Regions from separate parts of the Homo sapiens genome. Here region 1 is linked to region 2. Evidence: read pairs that join two places in POLR2A ChIA-PET (ENCODE). Cell type or tissue: MCF 10A. All regions are shown on one strand. Links, peaks and the distances in the headings refer to the core of each region. The heading gives the core; the rest is flanking DNA. Region 1 has its middle 20 kb from the start of RBFOX2. Region 2 overlaps RBFOX2 (RNA binding fox-1 homolog 2).

Region 1 (7,529 bases), core at 1,346-6,345, 150 kb after region 2:
CTTTTGAAAAGTGTCTGTTTATATCCCTTTGCCTATTTTTTAATGGGGTTGTTTTTTTCTTGTAAATTTGTTTAAGTACTTTATAGATGCTGCATACCAGACCTTTGTCAGATGGATAGATTGCAAAAATTTTCTCTCAATCTGTAGGTTGTATGTTGACTCTGTTGAGCAATTCTTCTTTTTTTTTTTTTTTGAGACGGAGTCTCGCTCTGTCGCCCAGGCCGGACTGCGGACTGCAGTGGCACAATCTCGGCTCACTGCAAGCTCCGCTTCCCGGGTTCACGCCATTCTCCTGCCTCAGCCTCCCCAGTAGCTGGGACTACAGGCGCCCGCCACCGCGCCCGGCTAATTTTTTGTATTTTTAGTAGAGACGGGGTTTCACCTTGTTAGCCAGGATGGTCTCGATCTCCTGACCTCATGATCCACCCGCCTCGGCCTCCCAAAGTGCTGGGATTACAGGCGTGAGCCACCGCGCCCGGCCGAGCAATTCTTCTTCTGCCTACTCAGCCTTACAGCACAAAACAGACAATGTGAGTGCCAGTTACTCTTAAACAATAACATTGATATCTCTGGCCACTGAACCTCTGACACCCAGTGCTGGCTCCCCACATGCTTATGGAGAGGCTTCTGGCTTCTTGTCAACATCTTGACTTTGTGGCCATTACAGCTGGGGTCAGCCAGTCTCCACCTTGGATGTCTCAGGAGCCCTTTCTTTCCAGCCTGTAATTTAGAATTTCTCAACTGTCCCTTCGTATCCATCAGCATGCTTCATGCATAGTTCATTCACATTCAACAAATGCTGAGTGGATCCTGATTGGCAGAAATGTTCCAGGGACTGGGAATGTGACCCATGAAGATGACAGACCAGAACCCTAGTCTCCTAAAATGTATATTCTGGTGAGGAGAGAGAAAAAATGAGCAACAAAAATGTTAGATGAGCCAGGCGTGATGGTTCATGCCTGGAATCTCAGCACTTTGGAAGGCTGAAGCAGAGGATTCGCTTACCCAGGAATTCGAGACCAGCCTGGGCAACATAGTGAAACCCCATCTCTACAAAAAATACAAAATAGCCAAGCATGGTGGTGTGTGCCTGTAGTCGCAGCCACTCAGGAGGCTAAGGAGGGAGGATTGCTTGAGCCCAGGAAGGTCGAGGCTGCACTGAGCCATGTTCGCACCACTGCACTCCAGCCTGGGTGACAAAGCGAGACCCTGTCTCAAAAAATAAAAACAAAAATAAAAATAAAATAATTGGCTGGGCGCGATGGTTCACATCTGTAATCTCAGAACTTTGGGAGGCCAAGGTGGGCAGATCATTTGAGGTCAGAAGTTCAAGACCAGTCTAGCCAACATGGTGAAACCCCATTTCTAATAAAAATACAAAAATTAGCTGGGTGTGGTGGCCCACACCTATAATCCCAGCTACTCAGTCCCGAAGCAGGAGAATCACTTGAATCCGGGAGATGGAGGTTGCAGTGAGTCAGGATTGCACCACTGTACTCCAGCCTGGGTGACAGAGTGAGACTCCGTCTCAAAAAAAAAAAAAAAAAAAATAGACCAGGCGCGGTGGCTCACACCTGTAATCTCAGCACTTTGGGAGGCCGAGGCAGGGAGCCTCCTTCGAATCACCTGAGGTCGGGAATTCGAAACCAGCCTGACCAACATGGAGAGACCCCATCTCTACTAAAAATACAAAATTAACCGGGCATGGTGGCACATGCCTGTAATCCCAGCTACTCGGGAGGTTGAGGCAGGAGAATCACTTGAACCTGGGAGGCGGAGGTTACAGTGAGCCGAGATCACGCCATTGCACTCCAGCCTGGGCAACAAGAGTGAAACTCTGTCTCAAATAAATAAATAAATAATAAAATAAAATAATAATTTTTTAAAAAGACCCTACTTTGGCACTGTAGCATGCCTTACAGGCATTGCACTGGAATTCTACATTCTATTTTTGCTCTCTGCCTCCCTCCCAGACTGGGGGCTCTGTGGAGGCTGGAATCTCTCTCCCTCATTCTCTCCATCCCCATCCCACCACCCCCACTTTAGGAATGGAATGTTTGGAACACACAGTAAGTGTGTCAAGAAACACAGAGTGAAGGACTCCTTCAAGGCCCATGTGATACATCACCTTACTCTGTGAAATCTTTCCTGATGCCCGCTATCCCCACCCTCCTCATGCCTCCTTAGCACTTTGCAACAGTTCCAGTGAAGCACTGAACACATCCGTACTTTTTTTTTTTTTTTGAGACGGAGTCTTGCTCTGTCGCCTAAGCTGGAGTGCAATGGTGCAATCTTGGCCCACTGCAACCTCCACCTCCTGGGTTCAAGCGATTCTCCCTGCCTCAGCCTCTAGAGTAGCTGGGATTACAGGAACCTGCCACCATGTCCAGCTAATATTTGTATTTTCAGTAGACAGGGGGTTTCACCATGTTGATGTTGGCTAGGCTGGTCTTGAACTTCTGACCTCAGGTGATATGCCCTCCTTGGCCTCCCAAAGTGCTGGGATTACAGGCATGAGCCACCGCACCAGCCACATCCTTACTTATTAACATGTCTAGCCTCCCTTCCAAGTGAACATCAAGGGCGGCAAACTCAGATACCTACAAGGGCCAGGCAGGGTAAGTGCCTGATTGTGGCAAGTGGAGGCAACTAGGGGCAGTAGCAAACCAATTTTCATGTAATGCTGGAAATTTGAATTTTTATGAGAAATCTCCAGATATTTCAATGTTGGCAATTAATTATTTTGAAAAACTAAATGAGTACTCGCTTGTAGAGATCTCTTTGTTGTTCTTGTTGTTTGTTGTTGTTGTTGTTTTGAGACGGAGTCTTGCTCCGTCGCCCAGGCTGGAATGCATGGCACGATCTCTGCTCACTGCAAGCTCCACCTCCTGGGTTCACGACGTTCTCCTGCCTCAGCCTCCCTAGTAGCTGGGAGTACGGGTGCCTGCCACCACACCCGGCTAATTTTTTTTGTATTTTTAGTAGAGACAGGGTTTCACCGTGTTAGCCAGGATGGTCTCGATCTCCTGACCTCGTGATCCGCCCGCCTCGGCCTCCCAAAGTGCTGGGATTACAGGCGTGAGCCACCATGCCCGGGCCTGAGATCTCTTTTTAGTCAAAATGATATTCTCAGGATCTTACACAGCAAAGAACAAATGATGATTGCTCAAGAATATTGGTTGAAGGTGGGGCACGGTGGCTCACGCCTGTAATCCCAGCCCTTTGGGAGGCCAAGGGAGGTGGATCACCTGAGGTCAGGAGTTCGAGACCAGCACGGTCAACATGGGGAAACCCTGTCTCTACTAAAAATACAAAAATTAGCCAGGACTGGTGGCATGTGCCTATAATCCCAGCTACTTGGGAGGCTGAGGCAGGAGAATCGCTTGAACACAGGAGGCGGAGGTTTCACTGAGCTGAGATCATACCACTGCACTCCAGCCTGGGCAACAGAGGGAGACTCCGTCTAAAAAATAATAATAATAAAAAGATATTTGTTGAATGAATGAATAAACCAAACAAATGGGAATGAATCAGATCAGCTCTTCTCGCTGGAGTCCGTCTATGACTTCATCATTTGGCTTAGCCAAGATTGGATTCCAGATGAAATGGAAGGTGGGCTTAGTTTTCTTTTTTACATCAGGTGATGAGTTTTTTTACTTTTTTTTTTTTTTTTTTTTTTTATTGCCTCACTACCTGGAATGTCTCCGGTGGCCCTGGGGCTTTCTGGGAAGGAGATCAAATGTCTCTGAAACAGGCTCATTTCCACAGGTGGCTCAGCTGGGTTCATACACTAATCAGATGGAAGACTCATGACTAAGCGCTTAGACTCCAGATAAGTTGCACAGACATTAATAGAACTGTAGAATGGTAACAGTGGAAACACTCTCAGCTGTCACTTGTGGACTAGACTCTACTTGTGCGACCCCAATTAGCAGAGGAGGAAACTGATTGGGAAAGTGACCTACCCAAGGACACATTCTGGGGAGGTCATCTCTCTTCCATCCACTGCTTTCTTTGGCTCTGCTCAGATGGGAGCCATACGTGTTCATCTTTCACCATTTCCAAGACAGCGACTAGTCTTGAAAGGAATGCCCGAGTACGTTATCAGCCTCCAGACTGGTTGACAGCGTGGGCTGGCTATAGACTCTTCTTGGACTAACACCAGGACTGCTACCCTGAAAGGGCTTCTCTAGAAACAGAGAATTGGGTTGAATACAAATATTCTACTACCAGAATCCCAGTGAGGAAATCTGAGGCATGTGAGTCAAGAGGAGGGATTGACTCTGTCCTATTTTTGTATCGCCAATAGCACCTAGCAAAAGGCTTTCAGTGTAACAGACACTAAGTATGTGTGTGTTGAGCAGTGCCCACTATGTGCTGGGTATTGTCCTAAACAATGTTTCTCAGTGTTATCTGGGTGTCCCTGGGGATCCCTAAGACCCTTTCAGGGGATCCTCAAGGTAAAAAGAAAAAAAGCCGATTGTTATTTACCTTTTTCACTCTAATTCTCTCCTGAGTGCACAATGAAGCTTTCCAGAGGTGACATGATGTTCAGCAGCTTATAGAACGTGTGCCTGGCCAGGTGCGGGGGCTCACACCTGTAATTCCAGCACTTTGGGAGGCCAAGGCAGGCAGATCACCTGAGGTCAGGAGTTCGAGACCAGCATGGCCAACATGGTGAAACCCCGTCTCTACTAAAATTACAAAAATTAGCCAGGCATGGTGGCGTGGGCCTGTAGTCCCAGCTACTCCAGAGGCTGAGGCAGGGGAATTGTTTGAACCCAGCGGGCAGAGGTTGCAGTAAGCTCAGATCGCCCCAGTGCACTCCAACCTGGGCAACAGAGTGAGATGCTGGCTCAAAAAAAAAAAAAAAAAAAAAAAAAAAAAGAACGTGTGCTTGTCATTCTGTTTTTTGAAATTTTCTCTGTTTTAATTTCAAATATGGTAAATATCAACAGATATAACCCATTATAACAAGTTATTTGAAGTCTTCAATAATATTTAACATCAAAATTTTTGAACCAAAAATGTTGAGATCCACTATTCTAGAGGATAGAAGAAGCTAATAAGAACTATTAAAAAAAAAATAGAGCAGAGTAAGAGGAATTGAAAGGGCCTGGGATGGGTGTGAGTGATGGGGGACGGGTAGCTACCAGCATTAAACAGAGTGATAGGAGAAATAAACCTATAAATCAAATATCTGGCTGGGCATGGTGGCTCACACCTGTAATCCCAGTACTTTGGGAGGCCGTGGCAGGCGGATCACCTGAGGTCAGGAATTCAAGACCAGCCTGGCCAACATGGTGAAACCCTGTCTCTACTAAAAATTCAAAAATTAGCTGGGCGTGGTGGTGGGTGCCTGTAATCCCAGCTACTCAGGAGGCTGAGGCAGGAGAATTGCTTGAACCCAGGAGGCAGAGGTTGCAGTGAGCCAAGATAGTGCCATTGCACTCCAGCCTGGACAACAAGAGTGAAACTCATTCTCAAAAAAAAAAAAAAAAAAAAAAAAAATCTGATCTCTGAGTTGTCACTTAAAATCCCCTAATTTTTCCTAGATTTAAAGGTTTTTATTGTGAATTGAATCATAAATATATAAGAATTGATAGGCCAGGAAGTCAAGACCAGCCTGGGCAACAAAGCAAGACCCCATCTCTATAAATTAAAGCATAAAAATAAATAAATAAGAAATAAAAGGGGTGCAGTGGCTCATGCCTGTAATCCCAGTATTTGGGGGAGGGTGAGGCAGGAGGACTGCTTGAGATCAGGAGTTCAAGAACAGCTTGGACAACATAAGGAAACCCTGTCTCTCTCTCTCTCTCTTTTTTTTTTTTTGTTTGAGACAGAGTCTCGCTCTGTCACCCAGGCTGGAGTGCAGTGGCACAGTCTCCCTTCATTGTAACCTCTGCCTCCAGGGCTCAAGCGATTCTCCTGCCTCAGCCTCCCAAAGACCCTATCTCCATACAAAAATTAAAAAAAAATTAAAATAAAAATATTTCTAGCACTTAAAAATTCTACCATAGGCCCTCCAAGATAACATCACTTTCTAGTCCTACAAGGGTAACCTCTATTCAGATTTTAAAAATTAGTTCATTGGCTGGGGTGCGGTGGCTCATGCCTGTAGTCCCAGCACTTTTTGAGGCCAAGGCAGGCAGATCACCTGAGGTCAGGAGTAGAAGACCAGCCTGGCCAACATTGTGAAACCTCGTCTCTATTAAACATACAAAAATTAGTGGGCATGATGGTGGGTGCCTATAATCCCAGCTACTCGGGAGGCTGAGGCACGAGAATCGTGTAAATCCGGGAGGCGGAGATTGCAGTGAGCCGAGATCGTGCCGTTGCACTCCAGCCTGGGCAACAAGAGCGAAACTCCGTTTCAAACAAACAAACAAACAAACAAAAAATACAAAAATTATCCAGGTGTGGTGGTGGGTGCCTGTAGTCCCAGCTACTTGGGAGGCTGAGGCAGGAGAGTTGCATGAACCTGTGAGGCAGAGGTTGCAGTGAGCCAAGATCATGCCACTGCACTCCAGCCTGGGTGACAGAGCAAGACTGTCTCAAAAAAAAAAAGAAAAAATTTATTTATATTTTTGTAGAGAAAGGGTCTCACTATATTGCCCAGGCTGGTCTTGAACTCCTGGCCTCAAGTGATCCTCCAGTCTCAGCCTCCCAGAGTGCTGGGATTACAGGTGTGAGTCACTGAACCAGGGCTCTATTCTGATTTTTTAGTTAAACATTCCCTTGCACTCCTGTGCAGTTTTACTATCTATGTGTATCCATATCTTGTTTGGTTTTGGAAAACGAAGAAGCAAGCTCAAAACATGGTAAGTAAAAGGCAATATTGCTACTACTAGGTAAGGTTTCCTAGGAGAAAATGGGCCGAAAGTGTGGATCCACGGTCTGGCTCCAGCTGTCTGCAAGAGGGGCTTCCAGGGAAGTCCGTGGATATGGGGGCCTCTGAAAGAGCTGTAGGGTGAGCTGTGAACTGCAGTCTGGCAGAAAAACATTCAAGGAGAGGAGCCTGCTCCATTTTTTGGTTTGTTTGTTTGTTTCGCTTCTCCGCTCATTGGTCTATCTTCAGGTCTCTGGAGCGGGCCAAAGCTGAACACTAACACCAAGCTGAAACGCCTGCAGGGAGAATAGAAACTCTTCTAGCACCTGGTCAAGGCAAGTCAGCCCTAGACAACAGTTAAAACTCCACGTCTCTCAGCATTTTCTTCCTTGAACTCAAGCTAGGATCTTGGTGGTAACACCCAAACATGTCTGCCTATCTGCTGAGTCACAGGACTTCCTGGGGACTGGTTGGACTGGTTGCCCTCCCTCCACACTGTCTGGGGTATGACTGTCACTCTCTCATGTAGTAGACCTCTGGCTTACTGAACCCACATCTTCTCATTCCCTAATCTGTACTCTTTGTTTCAATGGAGCTTCTCCTCCTGTAGCTTGCCAAGAAAGCCTGCGTGGGAAAGTATTTTGAGATCTTAGATGTTTGGAAATTTTTATGTCTAAACATTTCAAATATTCATACCTGG
Region 2 (7,529 bases), core at 1,085-6,084:
ACTGATAGGCAAAAGGTGGCAAGGGGTACGGGAGGAAGTACCCCTTTGCTGTGAGCCACAGCAAAGATGTACTTCACCAGGTCAAAGAGGAGATATCGATTTGGCCCAACGAAAGCAAAGGTTTTCCCATTGGCATCAGGATCCTTAACTGCATTAACAATTCCTTTGGATACATCTACGACGTATACTGGTTGTTTAACTGCCTTCCAGCCCAAGGAAACAAGGGGTATAGCACCAAACCAACACATATTTGCAAAATAATTAAGGAATCTATCCTCTCTTCCAAAGATGTCCAACAGCTTTACGATAATGGCTTCTGGAAATGTGTCTCTCACTGCTTTCTCTCCAACAGCCTTCTTTCTCAAATATCTAGAAGAGCTTTTAATATTCACATTCAGATGTGCAACATGAATGAATTTTCCAACTTCAGCTTCCTTGGACACCTGAGCAATTGCTTGGGGAATCTTCACAAAAACATCCTCAAAATCAAAGTTTTTGGTTTCCCAGTCTCGTCCAACAAGATTTATGACCACATTGCTGTGTTCCACTACTCGTCAGATAGAATCTTTATCTCTCGCGTCCCATTCCAGAAACAGAAGCTAGCCCAGGTCTCCCATGGGACGAAGGTGCATGATGTCACATGTATCACACCGATAGGGTATGATCACCTGTGACCCCACGCGTCCAAGGTGGTTGACAACACATCGGCCCAGGAATCCTGTTGCTCCAAACCCAGTGGCCACAATCCCACTGACTTGAGGAACATTCACCTTTCCCATGAGGTATGAGGGCATGATGAAGCTGGCAATGGAGTGGGCTGTGACACACGGATGTGGCTATTGCAGTAATGGCAGAATGTGACATTGGCAGGGCCCAGACAACCCGGGATTGTGCAGCGGCCGCCATCTTCTCCCACAATCCTTTTTTTTTTTTTTTTTTTTTTCTGAGACAGGGTCTCACTCTGTAGCCCAGGCTGCAGTGCAGTGGCGTGATCTCGACTCATCGCAACCTCTGCCTCCCAGGCTCAAGCGATCCTCTCACCTCAGCCTCCAGAGTAGCTGGGACCACAGGCACACGCCACCACGCCTGGCTAATTTTTTTGTATTTTTGGTAGAAACGGGGTTTCACTATGTTGCCCAGGTTGGTCTTGAACTCCTGACCTCAAGCGATCCACCTGCCTGGGCCTCCCAAAGTGTGGGATTACAAGCATGAGCCACCATGACCACTGGCAGTCATTCATTCTTAACCAAGTATCAATAAAATAAATACAATGAAATTCTGGATCTTCATACTGTAATTTTATAGTGTTATCTTTTAATCAAGTTTAGGATAGGATAAAGATAAAAGGTTGGGCGTGGTGGCTCATGCCTGTCATCCCAGCACTTTGGGAGGCCGAGGCGGGCAGATCACCTGAGGTCAAGACCAGCCTGACCAACATGAGAAACCTTGTCTCTACTAAAAATACAAAAATTAGCTGGGCATGGTGGCGCATGCCTGTAATCCCAGCTACTCAGGAGGCTGAGGCAGGAGAATTGCTTGAACCCAGGAGGCAGAGGTTGCGGTGAGCCGAGGTCTAGCCATTGCACTCCAGCCTGAGCAACAAGAGCAAAATTCTGTCTCAAAAATAACATAACATAACATAACATAACATAACATAACATAACATAACATAACATAACAAACATAAAAAATAAAATAAAATAAAATATAAAAGACATACCCTGCAGCAAAGCAGGAGAAAAATACCAAGAAAAGAAACCCTCAAAATAAAGAAAAGTTTAAATATGTCACAAAAACTCTGCAAACTACCTCTGAAACTCCCATGGGTGGAACCACCATAAACTTCTTTGGAACCACAGGAAGGGCTTGTAAATTCCTATTATAAATGCATCTATTTCTTTTCTGATCATAATCTTTAAAATTAGGTGGTCAGTCTGGTCAGAAATAAAACTCTTCTGTATGTTACCTTTATGAAAACATACAAAAACCAAAAACCCACAGGGAAGCTAAGTTATCTTTTTTATTCATGCTCCTGCATGTTCACATTTTTCTACCTTTAAAACAAAACAAAAAAAAAAAAAGAAAGAAAGAAAAAAGGGGGAACAAAGTGGTAGGAGAAGAAAAAAATTTATTTCCAATTATCAAAGTCAAATAAGGAAAGCTATGCTTTATAGCTATATACAATTCACATTAAGAGACAAAAAGGTGTAAAAACTCCACACTATAAAGAGACTCTAAAAAGAATCACAGTCTTATACACAGAGATTAAGATGCACACATACTTCATTCTATCAGGAGAGCATGTTATCAGACTTTGTGACTGATAGCTTATCACCCTATCTGTTAGTTCAGAGGAGAGAATGTGTCCATTTGAGCACTAAAGAAAGTCTTCTGAGGAGGGCCCACAGAAGAAGTTTCTGGCATGCTTGCTTCTGAGAAAGAAAAATCAGATAATCTGGGACAGCAATATGGGTATTGCCAATAATTCTAACCTTGCTTCCTGAATTCCTACATCTCAAAAATGCTGGATTTTGCAATGTGAGTCTGGTGGGCAGAAAGGGTCTGGAGCCACATTTTAGATGCTCTGCCTCTGACTCCAATAATTCAAGAGGCTACTTGTTTTGTTTGTTTTTGAGATGGAGTCTCACTCTGTGGCCCAGGTTGGAGTGCAGTGGCATGATCTCGGCTCACTGCAACCTCCGCCTCCCGGGTTCAAGTGATTCTCCTGTCTCAACCTCCCAAGTGGCTGGGATTACAGGCGCCTGCCACCACACCCAGCTATTTTTGTATTTTTAGTAGAGACAAGGTTTCACCATGTTGGCCAGGCTGGCAGGCTACTTGTTTTATACGAGTTTCTCTGTGGTTGTAAGAGGATAGCGGGGGGAAGTAGGTATACCGGGGGAGCCAGCACAATTTCTCAAAAATGTACCTGAGAAATCAGGCACTAAAAATTCTTCAGAAGAAATCTGAGGCAACCCTCTATACATAGTTTATATTCCTATCACTTCCTGGACTGGTAGAGACAATACAGACTCACCAAAACAACACTGAGGTAGAGAAATGAGATGTATGAGTATTGTCTATGAAGCTGACTTAAAAAAAAAAAAAAAAGTCGAAAGAATGAGGCTCTTTTTCCCTCACTTCCTCTCAGCTTAAAATAGCAGGGATTCCCACAGGGCAATCTCTAACAGAATTCTGCTACTCAAATGTGACACATGGACCAGCAACAGCAGAATGAGCATCAACTGGAAACTCCTTAGATTTGAAGAATCTCAGGCCCCACCCTAGACTTACAAAATCAAAATCATATGATAACAAAAGCCCCAGGTAACTCTCAGGCACACCGAAATCTGAGAAGCTGGTCTAGACAGAGGCACTGGCCACATGCAGCAGTAGCGACTCATGGGAGAAGGCGTAGATATGGCTGCCACTTTCCAGTTAGGGGATGTAAACCACCCTGGAAGACAAAACAGTGAACATTCCTCTCCCACTTGCTGGTTTCAATGTAACACCACCAACCGCTACTATTTACTCAGAGCATATTATGTGCCACAACTTTGCATGCATTATCTCATTGCATCTTCACAATATCTCTGTAAGACAGGCCCTGTTATCTTTTTCACAGATCAAAGGAAATTGAGGCCCAAAGTGGTTACATAATATACTCATGGTCTCACAGCTAGTGAATAAAGAGCCAAAAGTTCAACGTTCGTTTTTAAGACTCCAAGATCATTTCCACTAAATCATACCTATTCACTGACAAAACTGAATCAAGACTGGAAAAAAAATCACTGAAAAACTTACCCTGGATATAAATAACCCTGCACTCTACCTCTGCCCATTACCAAGACTTTAAATAACAAATGAAGCCAGGTGTGGTGATGTGAGCCTGTAATCCTAGCTTCTCAGGAGGCTGAGGCAGGAGGGTTTGCTTGAGCTCAGGAGTTTGAGACCAGCCTGGGCAACATAGTAAAACTCTCATCTCAAGAAAAAAGTAAAAAACAACAACAAACGACAGAGATAGGGTTTGGGAGTTGGTGTACACATACTGTACTTGTGCACTGGCCAAAACACTGCTACTACTGATGTCATTCAGAGAATAGACCCAGAAACTTCTGTGAATGGTGGTTACCTTCTATGATGTCTAAACTAAGCTCTAGATGTATATATACATGGAGAAAGCGGTCCATCTCAAAGCTAGCCTCTTGGGAAAGGCAATTAAGTGATTTGTTAGAGCTCTTACTCCCAGTTATTAGGAAACCCAGAGCTACCACCCCTAAAACAGAAGACTGCATTATCTTGGCTGGGCGCGGTGACTCACACCTATAATCCCAGCAATTTGGGAGGCTGAGGCAGGCGGATCACTTGAGTTCAGGAGTTCAAGACCAGCCTGGCCAACATGGTGAAACCCCATCTCTGCTGAAAATACAAAAATTAGCCAGGTGTGGTGGTGCATCTGTAGTCTCAGCTACTCAGGAGGCTGAGGCAGGAGAATCGCTTGAACCCTAGAGGCAGAGGTTGCAGTCAGCTGAGAATGCACCACTGCACTCCAGCCTGGGCGACAGAGTGAGACTCTGTCTCAAAAAAAAAAGAGAAGAAAAGCTGCATCATCTTAAAAGACCCATCTTTCCTTATTACGTTTCAATTATACTCTCAAAGAACTTCCCTTACTTCTAACTAGCTTTCTCTGGTATCCCCTCCCTACAATTTTTGACGTCATGAAGTCCTCCCATCCCAACCACTTTTCCATTATCTACCCACTCCGGTTCTGCACCCTCTTTGTCCAATTTTGATGCCGTGTTCCATAATTACAATCTCTCCCTTGCAAATACCCTCAATCATTTGTCCTCTCCATCACTGCCACCTGACACAACTCCAATCCTGGTTAAATCCAATTGTCTGCCTTTTCTAGTGCCTATGCCCAATCAGCTGAATGTTGCTGAAGAAAAATCACATAACCAAGCTGACTGACTTCACTATATATTCATGATCACAAACCTCAAATGGACACTCAACGATGCCAAGCAATCCACCAAAGCTGCCCTTGAAAGCTTTCCTACTCCCCAAAATGACTATTTCTTGCTTCTCCTCAAACCTCCCTCATTCACTCTTCACTACCTACTCTCAGCTAATTTTCTTATTTTACTTTTTGTCTGTTTGTTTTGAGACAGGATCTCACTCTGTCGCCCAGGCTGGAGTGCAGTGGTGCGATCATGGCTCACTGCAGCCTTGACCTCCCGGGCTCAAACTATTCTCCCACCTCAGCCTCCCAAGTGGCTGGAACTACATGCACATGCCACCACGCCCAGCTAATTAAAAAAAAAAAAAAAAAATTTAGAGAAGGGGCGGGTCTCACTATGTTGCCCAGACTAGTCTTGAATTCCTGGGTTCAAGCAATCTTCCTGCCCCAGCCTCCCAAAATGCAGGGATTACAGCCATGAGCCACTACACACAACCTCTTAGCTAATTTTCTATGTCATTTTAAATGAGAAGCATTCAGACAGTATCTTCTTACCACTAAATCTAATGTTCTATAATAAGTAAATGATTAAATGAACCCTAATTTTTTTAAAGTTCTCCTTTGACCCCTCATCTCCCTCCAGCTACCTGCTATTTCCCTGCTCACCACTTCAGGGTAAATTATCTTGAAAAAGTTGTTGTCTATATCTGTCTCAATTTCTTCACTTCTCATTTTCTTCAATCTACTCAAAACAAAGTTTCCAAGCCCTCCACTCCATTAAATCAACTTATCAAGGTCTACTACTTCCACATTTATCTGACCTCTTAGCAGGATTCAACAAAGCTGACAATCTTCTTAAAACATTCTCTTCTTCTGGCTTCTGAGATACTACAATGCCATTTTTTTTGTTTTTTCATGCATCACTGGTTACTGTTTCAGTATCTTTTTATGGCTTCTCCCTCGACAGACCTCTAAAAGGCAAGTGTTCCTTGGGGTTCAATCCTGAGTCATCTTCTCTAAGTTGTCTCATCCATTCCCATCACTTCAAATACCATCAACATGTTAATAACTACCAAGTTACACCCCTAGCAGAGACCTCTCCCCATGCTCCAATATGACTACTTAGCTGTCACACAAGCATGTCAAACTCAACATGCCCAAAATTGGGTCCTTAATTCTCCACCATCACCACCCTTGAAGTCCCCTGGTACTACCTGACAATTATGAAAGCCAGAAACCCTTCCTTCACCCCTCATCCCTCACATCCAACCTACAGCAACTTCTGTGTGTGTGACTTCACTTGACCTCCACTGCCTTAAACCACCTTAACCCAAGCCACCATCATCTCTTTCCTGAATATCACACTAGTTTCCCCATTTCCATTGTTGCTCCCTTCCAAAACACCATCACACAGCAGCCAGAGAAACTCTGTAAAACAAACACCAGATCTTATCACTCTCCTACTTCCACGGCATCACATTACATTTTTCTTTCCAAACTCCTTATGATGGTCTTTAAGGTCCTATATGACCTGCTATGTGCCCACTTCTCCAACCTCACTTCATACCATATCTCCTCTCAATCACTATTCTAAAGACACTGATTTTGTGTCAATTCCTCTCCCCCATACCCCTTAATTCCCTCTTTCTGAAATCCCTCCTCGTTCCACCTTCATTCTTTGCAAGCCAGGCTCCTTCTTATCTTTTAGAACTCAGCTTAAATATCACTTCCTCAAATAAAACTCTCCAGACTCCTCTATCTAGTTGGAGGTCTTTCCCCACAAGCCCGTACTCTCTGTTACTGTGCCCTGTTTATGTTCTTCCTAGCAGTTACCAAAATCTTTAATTATTTATGCTTTTTTTGGTTACAGATTTCTCCATTAGAAAGTAATGTTTTGTGTATGTCAGATACAACTGAAATCTTCTACTATGAAACGCTTTATCCTTTGACTTTTTGTTAGGGAAGGTCAAAGTTATTTGCAGGAGTTTCTGGCACTCAGGCAACTGTCTAACCAAGTCCTATAAATAAAGTTAGAGTGCTACTAATTTCACCCTAGTTACCAAAAGGACTCACAGCTTTGCCACAGATACAAACCACAAATAAATGCTGGTAACAATGGCTTTAAAATGCTACACTGTGAAATAATCATAACGTCAATATGAAAAGGCAGTTCCAATTTAATCATTTACTTTAAGCTAATCTGATAATCTACATTCCAAATTGTCTCCCTTCCAAAACTATAAATTTATTCTTCTCAGCACAATAATAGCATCCCAGTTCAAGCTCTCCTCTAATCAAGCTTGCTGTATATAAGTTAGTTAACTAGAGTCTAGAACTACGTCGTCTAACACGCAGCCAGCTGTCATATGTGGTTATGTGAATTTAACTTAATTAAAATTAAAATTTCAGTTACTTAATACTAGCCACATGTCAAGTGCTCAAGAGCCACGTGAGGATAGTGGCTATCATAATGGATAGGGCAGACATAAAACATTTCTATCATCACAGAAAGGTCTATTAGACAGAGCTGTCCTAGAACACGGTAATAACCAGGAAGCAAAAAGGCCCT

The links. Peaks named below come from ENCODE experiments on the same cell type or tissue, not always from the same donor. Only the 100,000 strongest peaks of a DNase experiment are listed, where the experiment ranks them.
Region 1: POLR2A ChIA-PET joins it to region 2 with 5 read pairs; 2 of 35 experiments call an interaction of 5 or more read pairs at or near these places.

What each region holds. Positions count from the first base shown.
Region 1 is chr22:36,045,500-36,053,028 of GRCh38, forward strand. No RefSeq gene overlaps it. Among named protein-coding and RNA genes, the nearest start is that of RBFOX2, 20 kb to the left of the region's middle. RefSeq lists an enhancer at 6,527-7,529. In MCF 10A, for the core only: no CTCF peak of the experiment used is centred there; no DNase peak of the experiment used is centred there.
Region 2 is chr22:35,897,499-35,905,027 of GRCh38, forward strand. The region is part of intron 2 of RBFOX2 (RNA binding fox-1 homolog 2); the gene reads right to left. It also overlaps the pseudogene NDUFA9P1. Among named protein-coding and RNA genes, the nearest start is that of RBFOX2, 130 kb to the right of the region's middle. In MCF 10A, for the core only: no CTCF peak of the experiment used is centred there; a DNase peak (open chromatin) is centred at 3,363.